Regions from separate parts of the Homo sapiens genome. Here region 2 is linked to region 1. Evidence: chromatin contacts called from ENCODE Hi-C or POLR2A ChIA-PET data. All regions are on one chromosome and are shown on one strand. The core of a region is the stretch at or near the end of the contact, and the rest is flanking DNA. Distances in the headings are between cores, read along the strand shown. Region 1 has its middle 54 kb from the start of VANGL2. Region 2 overlaps ADAMTS4 (ADAM metallopeptidase with thrombospondin type 1 motif 4).

Region 1 (7,165 bases), core at 3,744-6,243:
GTGGGATAATCATGGTGCTCTATTTCCCTGGCATTGACAAGGGATGGACATGTAATCCAAGCCGGGACAATTATAACACATCCTTGGAATTGTTATATGGATACTTAGAGAAAAAAGCTCTCTATGGTTGCTGAGCTGAGTCTGGCTGCAACCATGTCTCCTTTCTGTCTCTTTCACATGGCAAAGTCCTTTCTGTCATAGGAAAATGTGAGGTCAACATGGAAAGGGAAACAGAGTTAAGCAGAGATGAGAAAGATAGGAAAGGAAAGGATGGAGTGAGGGAGAGAAAGAGATTTGGCAGCGTTAATTCAAGTTTCTGTACGGTGTCTGCCGCTTTAGTTTCTATAATTCTTCCTTGGATGCAGCAAACAATCCTGGAATCTTTCCAAATGTTGTGAGCCACTAAGATCCCTTTTTTGTATAAGCTTCTTGGAACTGGGTTTATGTTACTTTCAAACACCAGAAACCTCAATAATACAGCAAAAAGTTTCCAATTAAACGTTGGGTATCTCTAACCTTAAAAGCCCCTTTTTCCATTCTATCCCCAGGGATTTTCACTCCATGTACCTCTCTGGTTTTATACCCTCTTAAGGCTTTGCTCCTTCCTCCTTCCCTTTCCTGTTTCCTCCTAGGATCAAAACCAAATTCCTTCCTTCCTCTGCTTATGCAGAACAATTCAGCCATTTTTTAAAAACTCTATTGGTTCCTGAAGTCCATGGCCACATCTTTTGCCATGAGTGGTTTATCAGGATATTTTCCCAAAGACAGTTCAATACAAGAAAAAGTCTTGAGCATTGTATTGGCTATTAGAGAAAAAAATCCAATCCATACAGTCTTTCTCTAACAAGTTTTTGGATAGTTGGTCAGGTAAATTATTTAAGTTTTCTCACCTATAAAGTTACATTTTAGAGTTAAAAAGTCTGTATAGATAAGCTAACCCAAGCCCTTTAATAAGATTAGAGAAGGTAAGTAGCTTGTCATGTACTATAAAGAAGTTAGTAGTAATGTCATGATTAGGACATTGGTGCCGAATTTTGGTCCAGGGCCTCAAGACCCCAGAAAAAAAGAACAAGCCTTTATGACTTGACTATTGTCATAATTTAGGTTGATTTCAGTTTGGAAACTTAGTATCCAAAAGAGATCTCCAAGCTTCAGTCCCTCAACTATAACATGGTAAAAAATAGATCACCAGTTCTCAAACACTTTTAGATATGGAATCTTTTCTTTTTATTTTATTTTATTTATTATTATTATTATTTTGAGACAGAGTCTTGCTGTTATCAGCCCAGGCTGGAGTGCAATGGTGTGATCTCAGCTCATCACAACCTCTACCTCCTGGGTTCCAGCAATTCTCCTGCCTCAGCCTCCCGAGTAGCTGAGATTACAGGCGCGTGCCACCACACCTGGCTAATTTTTGTATTTTTTTGTAGAGATGGAGTTTCACCATGTTGGCCAGGCTGGTCTCAAACTCCTGACCTCTGGTGATCCACCCGCCTCGGCCTCCCAAAGTGCTGGATTACAGGTGTGAGCCACCTTTTATTTAAGTGAAATCTTATACTGATGGGAAATAAAAATAAAATAATGGTAATAATAAACGTGTTAGCTCAGATCCTCCAGGAAGCAGATGCCAAAGATTTATTGGGGGAGATGGCTGTGAAGGAAAAAGAAGATAGAGATGGAGATGATAGGGAAACTCCTTAGACCATGTAGATGCGAACCCTGGGAAAAAGAGAGGAAAGGAAGAAGGATTAAGTAAGAATAGTCTCAGACTTCTGCACTGTTCTAAGATAGTTTCAGGCCAGGTGCAGTGGCTCACGCCTGTAAGTAATCACAGCACTTTGGGAGGCCAAGACAGAAGGATCACTTGAGCTCAGGAGTTCCAGACCAGCCTGGGTTACACAGTGAGACCTCATCTCTACTAAAATTCAAAAAAAATAGCAGGGCATGGTGGCACATGCCTATAGTGCCAGCTACTCAAGGGGCGGTGCAGCAGGGTGAGTGGGGGCTGGCAGTGCTGAGGTGGGAGGATCGCTTCAGCCTGGAACGTCAAGGTTGCAGTGAGTCCTGATCATGCCACTGCACTCCAGCATGGGTGACAGAGTGAGACTCTGACTCAAAAAAATAAAAGTGTCAGCCAGGCTGATGGGGAGTCCTCAAGTCAAAGTCACCCATCAGAAGAGTCTGCATCTTGCAGAAAAAGGTCTGCATTCACATTTGTACCACATTTAATCATTGGTTAGGAGCAGCCCATTAAAAGTCTGGCTTCAGTGGAAATACAAGGTAGAGTCAGAGAACAGCTGCTGGAGTCACCAATCAACTGCCCAAAATAAAAGGCCTGACATGTACTTTCATGGCTGCTTCAATTTAAAATATCTTTTAATTTTTTAAGTAGAAGGAAGGGAGGAAAAAATTGAAATAGTCACCGAATATTCCAAATTTGGTGAAACTATAAATTCTTATAACCAAGAAGCTCACTAAATCCCAATCATAAGAAATTTAAGAGAAGTATGCCAAGGAACATCATAATCAAATTACTTAAAACCATTAATAAAAACAAAAATTTAAAAGCAGACAGAGAAAAAAGACACAATATGTACAAAGGAAGAAAGGTAAAAATGAAAGCAGACTTCTTGGCTGGGCGCGGTGGCTCACGCCTGTAATCCCAGCACTTTGGAAGGCCAAGGTGGGTGGATCACCTGAGGTCAGGAGTTCAAGGCCAGCCTGGCCAACATGGCGAAACTCCATCTCTACTAAAAATACAAAAATTAGCCGGGCATGGTGGGGGGCACTTGTAATGTCAGCTACTAGGGAGGATTAGGCTGGAGAATCACTTGAGCCTGGGAGGGGGAGGTTGCAGTGAGCTGAGATCAGGCCATTGCACTCCAGCCTGGGCGACAAGAGCGAAACTCAGTCTTGGGGGAAAAAAAAAAAAAAAGAGACTTCTCAATGCAAGCCAGAAGACACTGGAGCAACATCTTAAAAGCAAGGAGGGAAACACACACACACACACACACACCTGTCAACATAAAATCCTATACTCAGTGAAAATAACCTTAAAAAAAAAGGTAAAATAAAGACTTTTGTAGACATACAGAAGCTGAAAGAATTCACCACAAGCATATCAGCGCTGTAAGAAATGTTACAGGAAGCCTTTCAGGAAGAATGAAAGTGATCACAAATGGTTTTATCAGAGGAGGTGGCACAGCTACCACTGAGCCTTTTCCTTACCCCTCTCCTGAGGTGCTCCCAGTGGGAACTTTGGAGATGCCTAAGGATGCCTAAAAACCACCTCAAGTTATTTCTAATGGTCTTTCCAGTTCTTGCCTTTCAAAATGACTTAATTCTGGATTGTATATTTTCTCTTGGGCATTTTGCCTATAACAGAATGAACACCCATCCAGTAATGATGAGTTAAGAGTCGTGAATGAGTTATGGTTTCATGATGCAAAGAGTCAGGAATCATAACTTAATGAGATGATAGTTCAGAAATTGTCCTTTTTTCCAGTGCTAGTGATAAATATCAAGTATTGTTTTGATCATCAGCAATCAGGGATGTGGCAGAGGAATTTCAAAGGGGAAGAATTTGTGCTAGAACTCAGAGTCAGGCAAAACTGATAGTACGAATCAGGGCGTATAGTAGTTGAAAGCATACTGAAGTTGACTATTGGGAAATTGAGGGCTAGGCCAGCTCCACACAGTTGCGCAAGTTTGAGACTCATTCTTCCCTCTGGACCTCAGTTTCTTCATATTGGGATGTTAGCTAAATGACTCCAAAAACCCTTCCAAGTCTAACCACCTGTGATTCTACAAGTGTGACTGAATTCAGGCTAGTCTTATACTGCCTCCGTCTACCTCACTCTTCTTCATCTGACTAGTTACCAGCAGGGAAATCCCTCCAACCCCAAAATAACCATTATTTTCATAATTCAACTATTAAAATGAATAAATTTTAAGTTTGAAAATCTCTCTTCAAACTGTATATATTGTATAATGTCATTGAAAAGGCAAAACTATAATGACGGAGAAGTCATCAGTGGTTGCCAGAGTTGCAGGTGGGGAGAGAGGATGACTACAAATTGGTAGCACAAGGGAATTTTTGAGGGTGATGAAACTGTTCTGCATCTTGATTGTGAGGGTGGTCACAGGACTATATGCATTTGCAAAAATCCATGAAACTATATACCACAAAGAATAAGTTTTACTGTATGTAAATTTAAAACTAACTAAATAATTTTTTAAAATAGGGCAACAGCTTTGGTAGTGATTTACATCCATGTTTAAGTGTGCATCATTTTAATATATTCTAGATAATTTTCCAGGTATTAAATTTAACTTCTTATTTGAATATCTAGCCTCTTAAAAGTGTATAAATTATTAGCATACACTTTAAACCTATATAATGTATGTTTTAAAATAAATACATTGTTTTCAAAATATGGCAGTTATAGTCTTAAGAGACTTTCTAAAAACAGATTTATTGAGGCATAATTCCCATACCATGAAATCATTGGTGTGAAGTATTCAGTTCAACGATATTTAGTAAATGTATCCAGTTGGACAACCATCACCACAGTCTAATATTAGAACATTTCACCATCCCAAAAAGATCCCTCATGCCCATTTTCAGTTTAGGAGACTCATAAAAGTAGAAGAGCAGTCAATCTGCTAGTAAATTTGCTAACACAGAATCACGACATTTTTAGTGTCGGAAAGCTCTTAAGGCCACCTTAAACTCCCATCACCTGTTTAAATGCCTCTGTAACACGTCTGATGGGTAGTTACCCAGCCTAGCTAGACAACGTCCGGTGATATCAGCGACTGTCTTGTTTAACACTCATTTCATCCTCGGCCAGATCTATTTATTACACAGTTATTCCTCACTTTGAAGCACTGAGGCTTTATATGAGTAATCCCCCATACACTCTGAGAACTACATTAGTATCCAAGAAAGGTGGCAGGAAATGTTTAAAAGGAATTATTTTTGAGCATTTGAGGTTCAAACAGAAAGCTGATATAAGTAAAAGAAGCCTGCCAGCTTTAAAGCAGAAGCAAAGGCCAAGGGAATTGAGTACAGCATTCAAAGATGGGCTGGCACTGGTGGATGGCTATGGAGCATGTTCTGGGTAAAGGACAAAGAGCAACAGAGTAAAAAGTTAGGAGACATCAATGGGAAAGTCCAAGGGACCGCATAAAACCGTTCAAGGCAGCACTTTGATATCAACCGTGTCAAGAGGCCCTATCGGTAAAGTAGACCAAAATCACTAAAACTAAGATTATTTACATTTTGGTATATAATATCTTATTCTGGCCCGGCATGGTGGCTTACGCCTGTAATCCCAGCACTTTGGGAGGCCGAGGTGGGTGGATAACTTGAGGTCAGGAGTTCGAGACCAGCCTGGCCAACATGGTGAAACCCCATTTCTACTAAAAACACAAAAATTAGCCAGGCATGGTGGCGCATGCCTGTAGTCCCAGCTACTCGGGAGGCTGAGGCATGAGAATCGCTTGAACCTGGGAGGCAGAGGTTGCAGTCAGCCAAGATCACACCACTGCACTCCACCCTGGGCGATAGAGTGAGATGCTGTCTCAAAAAAACATATCTTATTCAGCAAATTTACTCACTTTTTACTAAGTTGATAATAACTTGCATGATTGATCCTTGTGTATTACATTGGGTGAGTGAAAAGACAGAAGGAGAAGTCATAATCCTGTAAACCACCAAGAAATGCAAGGACAGGCCGGACGCGGTGGCTAATGCCTGTCATCCCAGCACTTTGGGAGGCCGAGGCGGGTGGATCACCTGAGGTCAGGAGTTTGAGACCAGCCTGGCCAACATGGTGAAAACCCGTCTCTACTAAAAATACAAAAATTAGCCGGGTGTGGTGGTATGCCCCCGTAATCCCAGCTACTCAGGAGGCCAAAGCAGGAGAATCGCTTGAACCCGGGAGGCGGAGGTTGCAGTGAGCTGAGATCGGGCCACTGCACTCCAGCCTAGGCGACAGAGCGAGACTCTGTCTCAAAAAAAAAAAGAAAGAAAGAAAGAAAGAAATGCAAGGATAGCAAATATGCTAGGTGCCTGGAAAATTACAATCTGGAAACAAAATTACCAAGGCTGGATTTATGATCCCAGTCCTCAAGCATTTCACAGTCCAGAACTTCTTTAGAGACAACATGGTATCATGGGAGGAATACTGGAGTAGATGCAAGAAGGCATGTTCCCTGATAGTGTACTTGTGTGTGATCCTGGCCAAGTCTTCTAACTTCTCTGAACCTGAGCTTTTTAATTTGTACAATGAGGATTAGGAAAGGTAAACGAGACAGCTGGTAATATCTGTTCTAAAATTCTGATTGTGTGCCCCTGGACAAACACAACTATTCCTTGTCATTTTTGCCTCCTTAGTAGGTAGGTTGTAAGAGTCAAGTGAGATGTGTGTGAAAGGTCTTTGAAACCTTAAGAAGCTATGCAAATAAGATGTGGCAGAGTGGATGCCTAGTGAATGCCTATACAGTTGTTTCCATTTAAAAGATACTTTATTATTTACAGGTATAATATCTGATGTGATCTTCCCAACAAGTTTATAAAGTGAGGTAGCTATTGATATCCTCATTTGCTAGTGGAGGAAACAGGTTCAAAGAAGACGTATTGTTTTAAGCTTCAAAGTGACCCCAGGGGCAGACTGGGTGGCTCTTCGCCCTTTCTCATAAACTTCTCATCAACTCTCATCAACTAAGAGTCCTCTTTTCCATTTCCTCCTTAGATACATCAGCGCTGTTCTACCCAAAGCAGGAAGAAATCAAATATTTACTTAGTACTCACTCTAAATAGTCTCTGTAAGAGAAACTGGAGCTATGGAAAGGAAAACCAAAAAGATATTTAGATACATATAGTCACACAGAAAGATGGTGACAGAGTCTCATTTGAATTTTAGAAGTGAAAGAGATAGTGTAGCTCATGTAGCCCAACAAATAAGAAAACTGAGAACAGGATCACACAAAAAATAGCTAAAGAAAGGATGGAGAACCTCTTGCTTCCAGCTTAGTATGCAACTTCTGCAGGTACTACTCCTTTAGTTCACTGCCCAAATTATTTGCTTAGTGACTTGAATTTTCTCCTTCTTCTCCCCAGGTATCAAAGCCTGAGAGTCAACTATTCATAACAGTTACC
Region 2 (7,054 bases), core at 1,014-3,513, 730 kb before region 1:
AAAAAAAGGGCCAGGCATGGTGGCTCACACCTGTAATCTCAGCACTTTGGGAGGCTGAGGTTCAAAACCAGCCAGGCCAACATGGTGAAACCCCATCTCTACTAAAAAAAAAATACAAAAAATTAGCCAGGTGTGGTGGCAAGCGCCTATAGTCCCAGCTACTCATGAGGCTGAGGCAGGAGGATCGCTTGAACCTGGGAGGTGGAGGTTGCAGTGAGCCGAAATTGCGCCATTGCACTCCAGTCTGGGCGATAGAGTGAGACTCCATCTCAAAAAAAAAAAAAAAAAAAAAAAGAACTTGGGCAGTCCTCTATGTGTCATGGATGGAACAGGGATGGGCAAGGGTGGTAGGTAGACCCTGCAAGAATTTGGAGTTTTGAGAGGCAGACGCAGGACTGCTAGGGATTGGGGAAGGTACTGGATGTGGGGTTGTGGGAGAAACTATAGGTAAAGAAGACCCTGAGGTTGAGGTGGAAGAGTGAAGAATGGGGGAACCAAAGGCACTTCACTCTGCCATAGCAGCCCCTAGCTGGGATGCCAAATACTGCTTGGAATGTGAAGCTGGGACTATGGGGTTGAGGCAGGCCATGGAGGTTGTAGTGGTTATATGTGCTATGCTTACTGGATCTGGGCTTTGCTAATCAAGTTCTGTACCAGGCAGTGCCTTATACAGCACCCTGTACTCTACACCAGCCAGCACAGCGCCTGCTTCCTCTGCAGCAATGAGAAAAGACTGCCCACACTCTCTTCTCTCCAGTAAACACGGTTCTCCCTGCTAGGCTTGGCCCCCTGGCCCTTCCTGTGGTCCTCCTACTAACCAGGCTGAAGAAGATGGAGACAAGACAATAGTGATCTTTACTCGTTTCATCTAGTTTGCAAAATGAGACCACAGATAGTATGTTTATGGACCTTGATACTATGAGTTGATGGTACAATGAGCAGAGTTCTGTGATAAGTAGATGTAAGGTACAAATACAAACAATATATACGACTGTCCTAAAGGGGTTCACACTGCATTCTGGGCAGGGGAGGTTGTATACTGCTCCCACTCCACCTTCCCCGCAAACAGAAGCAATGGGACAGTAAAAGGGACTAGAAGATAAGAGCCTAATGAGCCCTGAACTGAATGGACTATGAGGGTTATGGAGGGCTACCTTGGGCTGGGCCCTGGAGAACAGGTCATCATGATAGCCCTTCTCACTTTCCTTTAATGTTCATGGAGATACACTTTTTTTTTTGAGATAGGGTCTCCCTTTGTTGACCAGGCAGGAGTACAGTGGTGTGATCTTGGCTCACTGCAGCCTTGAACTCTCAGGCTCAAGCAACCCTCCCACCTCAACCTCCTGAGTACCTAGGACTACAGGCACGAGCTACCACACCCAGCTAATTTACTTTTTTTTTTGGTTGAGACGAGGTCTTATCATATTGCCCAGGCTGGTCTTGAACTCCTGGCCTCAAGGGATCTTCCCACCTCGATCTCCCAAAGTGTTGGGATGACCAGTGTGAACCACCATGCCTGGCCTTTTCTTTTGAGACAGTCTCGCTCTGTGGCTCAGGTTGGAGTGCAGTGGCACCATCATAACTTACTACAGCCTTGAACTCCTGGGCTCGAGTAATCCTCCCACCTCAGCCTCCTAAGTAGCTTGGACTACAGGTGTAGATTCACTTTTAAATCACTTTTCTGCCTGTTATTTTAAGAGAAAGCCCTTCGCTCACCAAGTAGGGTTCTCACTGGCATAAGTAAGTTTTTCTGAAAATGAGACTGAGCTTAGGGGCCACCTCTGTGATTGGGTAAGTAAGCAGGAGCTAGAGTGAAAGAGGGGCAGAGAGAGCTAGCTCATCGAAGAGAAGTGATGGGCATCTCAGCCCTCAATCCCAGGCAAGGCCTGACCCTTTTCTGGAATGGTCTCTGCCTTACCACACCTCCAAGACCCAGATTGTAGGTAGGCTTTACCTAATAGGAGTCCAACAAGTTCTTGCTAGGGATGGGATTGTGGGGGGGCACATATCTCCCTGTAAGAGCCACAGTGAGCTCTGTTTCCCATCTGCCTACTTATTGCCCTCGTGGGCCTGAGCTGGGGTGTAGATATATAAGGAGGAACAGAAACAGTAATAACAGGAAGTAAGGAGGCACTGAAACAATTCAAGTATCTGGTCCTGGAGATGAAAAGAGGAAATGGAAAAAGAAAAGGCATTGAATGACAAGGGATTAGAACCCTGTCCCTAGAGAAGTTCAAGAAGAGTTTGGACAACCATTTTATGAGATGGCAAGTGTTGTGCATGAGTATGTGTTTGAGGTGGGGGAGGAAGTTGAAGCAATAAGTTGGGCCAATTTCCTAAAGTCCCTTCTGCCCCTGAGATTCTCTGCTTCTGTGGTTCAAACAGAGGAAATCTGGACATTTGTCCAGCCACTATTTTTGTAATGGAGGTGGGACAGCCAGGGTTCCTGGAGTGTGCTGTGGAATCGGCATTTACACTTCTCTTCCATCTCTAGTCTCATTTCTGTAATCTTCATACAGTATTACAGTATTTTGTTTTCTAAAATACCAGATTGGCAGTAAGTGACAAAACTAGCATCTCATTGGTCAGGGCTTGTGGGGGAGGAAGGGAGAAGAAAGTGGATTTCAATGTATTAACATTTTATTGGCTGAGAGGATGTTTCTGAACCAATTGAGTACCTTCCCCATTGACTGTTGCTGGGGCCAAGCCAAAATCATTGGCACCACGAGAAACCAGATGACAGCTGGAGGAAACCACGAGTGCTAAAAATGCTCAGAAAGAGGGGGGTCAGGGAAGGCGGGGGAGCAACAACACTGAACAACTTCCCCAGGCAGGATCTTACATGGGGACAGACCCAGGGTACTTAAGTAGCATTAGGAAGGAAAGGGAGGGGAGGAAGTAGATTAAGTATCCCTCACAGTCTTGGCACAACAAACAGGCACCATACACCCACACCAACAGTGACACATTGACATAACACACATCCAACTTCACAGAGACACACTAGCACATTCTCTCTTTTTTTTAAAATTTATTTTATTATTATTATACTTTAAGTTTTAGGGTACATGTGCACAATGTGCAGGTTAGTTACATATGTATACATGTGCCATGCTGGTGTGCTGCACCCATTAACTCATCATTTAGCATTAGGTATATCTCCTAATGCTATCCCTCCCCCCTCCCCCCCTGCCTTTCTTTTTCTTCTTTTTTTTCTTAAGACAGATTCTCATTCTGTCACCCAGGCTAGAGTGCAATGGCGTGATCTCGGCTCACTGCAACCTCCACCTCCCAGGTTCAAGTGATTCTCCTGCCTCAGCCTGCCAAGTAGCTGGGATTACAGGTATGCACCACCATGCCCAGCTAATTTTTTGTATTTTTAGTATAGAGACGGGGTTTTCCATGTTGCCCAGGCTGGTCTTGAACTCCCGGGCTCAAGTGATCTGCCTGCCTCGGCCTCCCAAAGTGCTGGGATTACAGGTGTGAGCCAGGGTGCCTGGCCAACACATTCTGTTGATAATATAGATGCAAATAAGTAGTAGGGAGCGGAAAATGTAAGAATTTTCACCTGAAAATGGATCTGAAGAGTAAAAGATATTAATTGACCTAATCGTGCATTGAGAATTGACTGTTTATCCCATTTATTTGTTCAATAAATAAGCCAATGGGTTGTAAACATTGTAAACATTCCACAGCATGTGGAAAGGACATGGATTTTTGGAGTCAAATTGAATCTAAGCCTTGCTACTTACTTACCTGTAATGATGCAACCTTAATTACTTGATCTCTGTAAACCTCAGTTTCCTTACCTACAAAACGTTTGTACTATTACCTGCCTTATAGAGAGGTCCAGACTTAAGAATATGATGATGTAAATGTTTGGCACTGTGTCTGGCTTTTAGTAAGTGGTCAATAAAGGCCAGTTCTCCTTTCCTTATATCTCTTCCTTTGTCTGCTCCCTGACTTCTAACCCCTGCATTCACGTGAGAAAACAGTTATATCAAGGAACTGTCTAGGTCAGATCTAAGGGCCATTTTGTAAATTTGTGCAAAAAGTTCTGGCTTACATTGAAGGGATGATAAAAGGAAAGACATGGTCCTAATCCTCAGAGTTCACAATCTGGTGGCTGAGACAGTCAAGTAGGACAAAAATTTCAGACTTCTGTGATAGGTGCCATGATCAAGGAGGGGCACCTAGCACAGAATATGAGGCCACAGAAGTGTTTCTGGAGGAGGTGCCTGTCTCTCCTTCTAGAAGTGAGCAGTAAGGCTGGGCACAGTGACCCATACCTGTAGTCCCAGCACTTTGGGAGGCCAAGGTGGGAGGATCACTTGAGGCCAGAAGTTCAAGACCAGCCTGGGGGACATGATGAAACCTGGTCTCTACAAAAAATACAAAAAAAGGCAGGGTGCAGTGGCTCATGCCTGTAATCCCAGCACTTTGGGAGGCCAAGGCAGGTGGATCATGAGGTCAGAGTTCAAGATCAGCCTGGTTTGAGAATCTGGTCTCTGGTTCGAGACCAGACCAGGAGTTCGAGACCAGCCTAGTAGATAGAAGATGAAACCCCATAGCTACTAAAAATACAAAATTTAGCCAGCACGGTGGTGGGCACCTGTAATCCCAGCTACTTGGGAGGCTGAGGCAGAAGAATTGCTTGAACCTGGGAGACAAAGGTGGCAGTGAGCCAAGATCATGCCACTGCACTCTAGCCTGGGCATCAGAGCAAGACTCCATCTCAAAAAAAAAAAAAAAAAAAAAAAAAAAAAAAAAATTAGCCAGGTGTGCTTGTGCACGCCTGTAGTCCTAGCTACTCAGGGAATGGGGTGGGGGCTGAGGTGGGAGGATCACTTAAACTCAGGAGGTGGAGGCTGCAGTGAGCTGTGATTGTGCCACTGCACTCCAGCCTGGGTGACAGAATGAGAACTTGTTTCCAAAAAAAAAAAAGAAAGCTGTAAGACTGCAGGGAACCCATGGATGGTGGGAGGGTGTCAGGGGGGCATGATTTCTGTTTGCTAGGTCAGGTTCAGGTTCTTCTATGTTATACAAAACCAAAGTGAGGTAAAGAGGTAAAGAGAACAGACCAGAAAACCAGAAACTGGAGGATAATATGGTAAGAGAAAGAGCTGAGTGGGAGAGAGATCTGGAACAACAGTGTAGGCTGAGGGGAGTTGGAAGGGATAGTTTTGGGAAGAAATAACATCCAAGTAGAAAATGTTGAATGGAAGAGGGAGAGGAATATTTTTTTTTTTTGCAACAGAGTCTCCCTCTGTTTTCCAGGCTGGAGTGCAGTGGCGCCATCTCCACCTCCCAGGTTTAAGCAATTCTCTTGTCTCAGCCTCCCGAGTAGCTGGAATTACAAGCGTGTGCTGCCACACCCGGCTAATTTTTGTATTTTTAGTAGAGACAGGGTTTCACCATGTTGGTCAGGCTGGTCTCGAACTCCTGACCTCAGGTGATCCACCTGCCTCGGCCTCCCAAAGCGCTGGGATTACAGGCATGAGTCTCTGCGCTCGGCCGAGACAGAGGATTTTAAAGACATTGGGCTGTCCATTAAAATGTGCTCCTAATCCACTGCCCCTTTCCCCTGTCTCTGATATTTCCTTGAGAAATTAAGTAGAGATTTAAATTAGTTTTTGATTACTAAACTGGGTTTCTTCTATTGTGTTATGTGCCATGACTGGGCCAGTGTGGGCCCCAGGATTTATTCAGAATATTGAAAGACAGGATGTTGTGGTGGAAACCAGCATGTTAAAATTTAAGTTTTCAGAAACATAACAGTTCTAGGTGATGACTAAGTCCAGGGTGTGGCCAGGGTGAGACAGAGCAGAAGGGAAGGTTCTTGAAAACAGGGAGCTTACAAATTAATGTAAAGGAATGGCCAGAAGATAGTAGATAGGCCTTTGTGGTGGCTCACAGGAGGCTCACTTGAGGCCAGGAATTCAAGACCAGCCTGGGCAACAGAGTGAGACTCCGTCTCCACAAAAAACTAAATTAGCTAGGTACACACCTGTAGTCCTAGCTACTTGAGAGGTTGAGGCAGGAGGATCACCTTAACCCAGGAGTTCAAGGCTGCAGTGGGCTATAATCATGCCATTGCACTCCAGCCTGGGTGACAGAGTGAGTCTCTGACTCTAAAAAAGAAGATGGTTAGATACAGAAGGAGACAGAAAGTGAAGGCTGGGCGCGGTGGCTCAAGCCTGTAATCCCACCACTTTGGGAGGCCGAGGTGGGCAGATCACCTGAGGTTAGCAGTTTGAGACCACCCTGACCAACATGGAGAAACCCCGTCTCTACTAAAAATACAAAATTAGCCGGGCGTGGTAGCACATGCCTGTAATCCCAGCTACTTGGGAGGCTGAGGCAGGAGAGTTACTTGAACCCAGGAGGCGGAGGTTGCGGTGAGCTGCAGATCATGCTGTTGCACTCCAGCCTGGGCAACAAGAGAGAAACTCCATCCCAAAAAAAAAAAAGAAAGTGAGGGTCAGTCCTGTAAGACAGAACGCGATGGAGGAACAGAGGCTCAAAGGAAGGGTCCTCTGGGAGAACCACATTTTCTCTCTTTCTCTCTTTCTTTCTTCTTTGAGACAGAATCTGGCTCTATCACTCAGGCTGGAGTAGTGCAGTGGTGCAATCAGCTCACTGCAGCCTTGAACTCCTGGGTTCAAGTGATCCTCCCACCTCAGCCCTGTGAGTAGCTGGAACTACAGCTGTGAGCCACCATGCCCAGCTAATTTTTGTATTTTTCTTGGAAGGGAATTTTGCCATATTGCCCAGGCTGATCTTAAACTCCTGAACTCAACTGATCCACCTAACTGGGCCTCCCAAAGTGTTGGGATTACAGGCGTGAGCCATGATGCCAGGCCAAGAACCACATTTCAATGATCTGTTTAAGTCTGTCTTTTCCACTACACAGTGATATTCTTAAAAAATCAAGGCTTTTTGAGTTATACTATATCAGAAGCTAAAAATAATAATAAAAAATAATAAAAGTAAAACAAACAAAAAATCAAGTTTGGGAGGCCATAGCGGGAGGATCACTTCAACCCAGGAGTTT

The links. Hi-C counts contacts between places; a loop is a spot of excess contacts on that map. ChIA-PET counts read pairs that join two places held with the same protein, here RNA polymerase II (POLR2A). Pooled maps may share reads with other maps.
Region 2: a pooled map shows a loop between it and region 1 (2.5-fold over the local background). The contact joins two enhancer-like sites. A Hi-C loop is called at or near these places in 3 of 50 pooled maps. POLR2A ChIA-PET finds 5 or more read pairs at or near these places in 2 of 52 experiments (HEK293T and activated B cell).

The regions. Positions count from the first base shown.
Region 1 is chr1:160,451,323-160,458,487 of GRCh38, reverse strand. No RefSeq gene overlaps it. Among named protein-coding and RNA genes, the nearest start is that of VANGL2, 54 kb to the right of the region's middle. RefSeq lists an enhancer at 5,046-5,095. Within about 2 kb of position 4,993, at least 2 of the 41 ENCODE cell types and tissues checked have a DNase peak (open chromatin) inside an H3K27ac peak, as active enhancers do.
Region 2 is chr1:161,181,185-161,188,238 of GRCh38, reverse strand. ADAMTS4 (ADAM metallopeptidase with thrombospondin type 1 motif 4) reads left to right here. Exons shown (of 9, transcript NM_005099.6): 9 at 1-3,937. Among named protein-coding and RNA genes, the nearest start is that of B4GALT3, 7.2 kb to the right of the region's middle. RefSeq lists enhancers at 2,471-2,520, 3,291-3,490, 5,815-5,874. Within about 2 kb of position 2,263, at least 19 of the 41 ENCODE cell types and tissues checked have a DNase peak (open chromatin) inside an H3K27ac peak, as active enhancers do.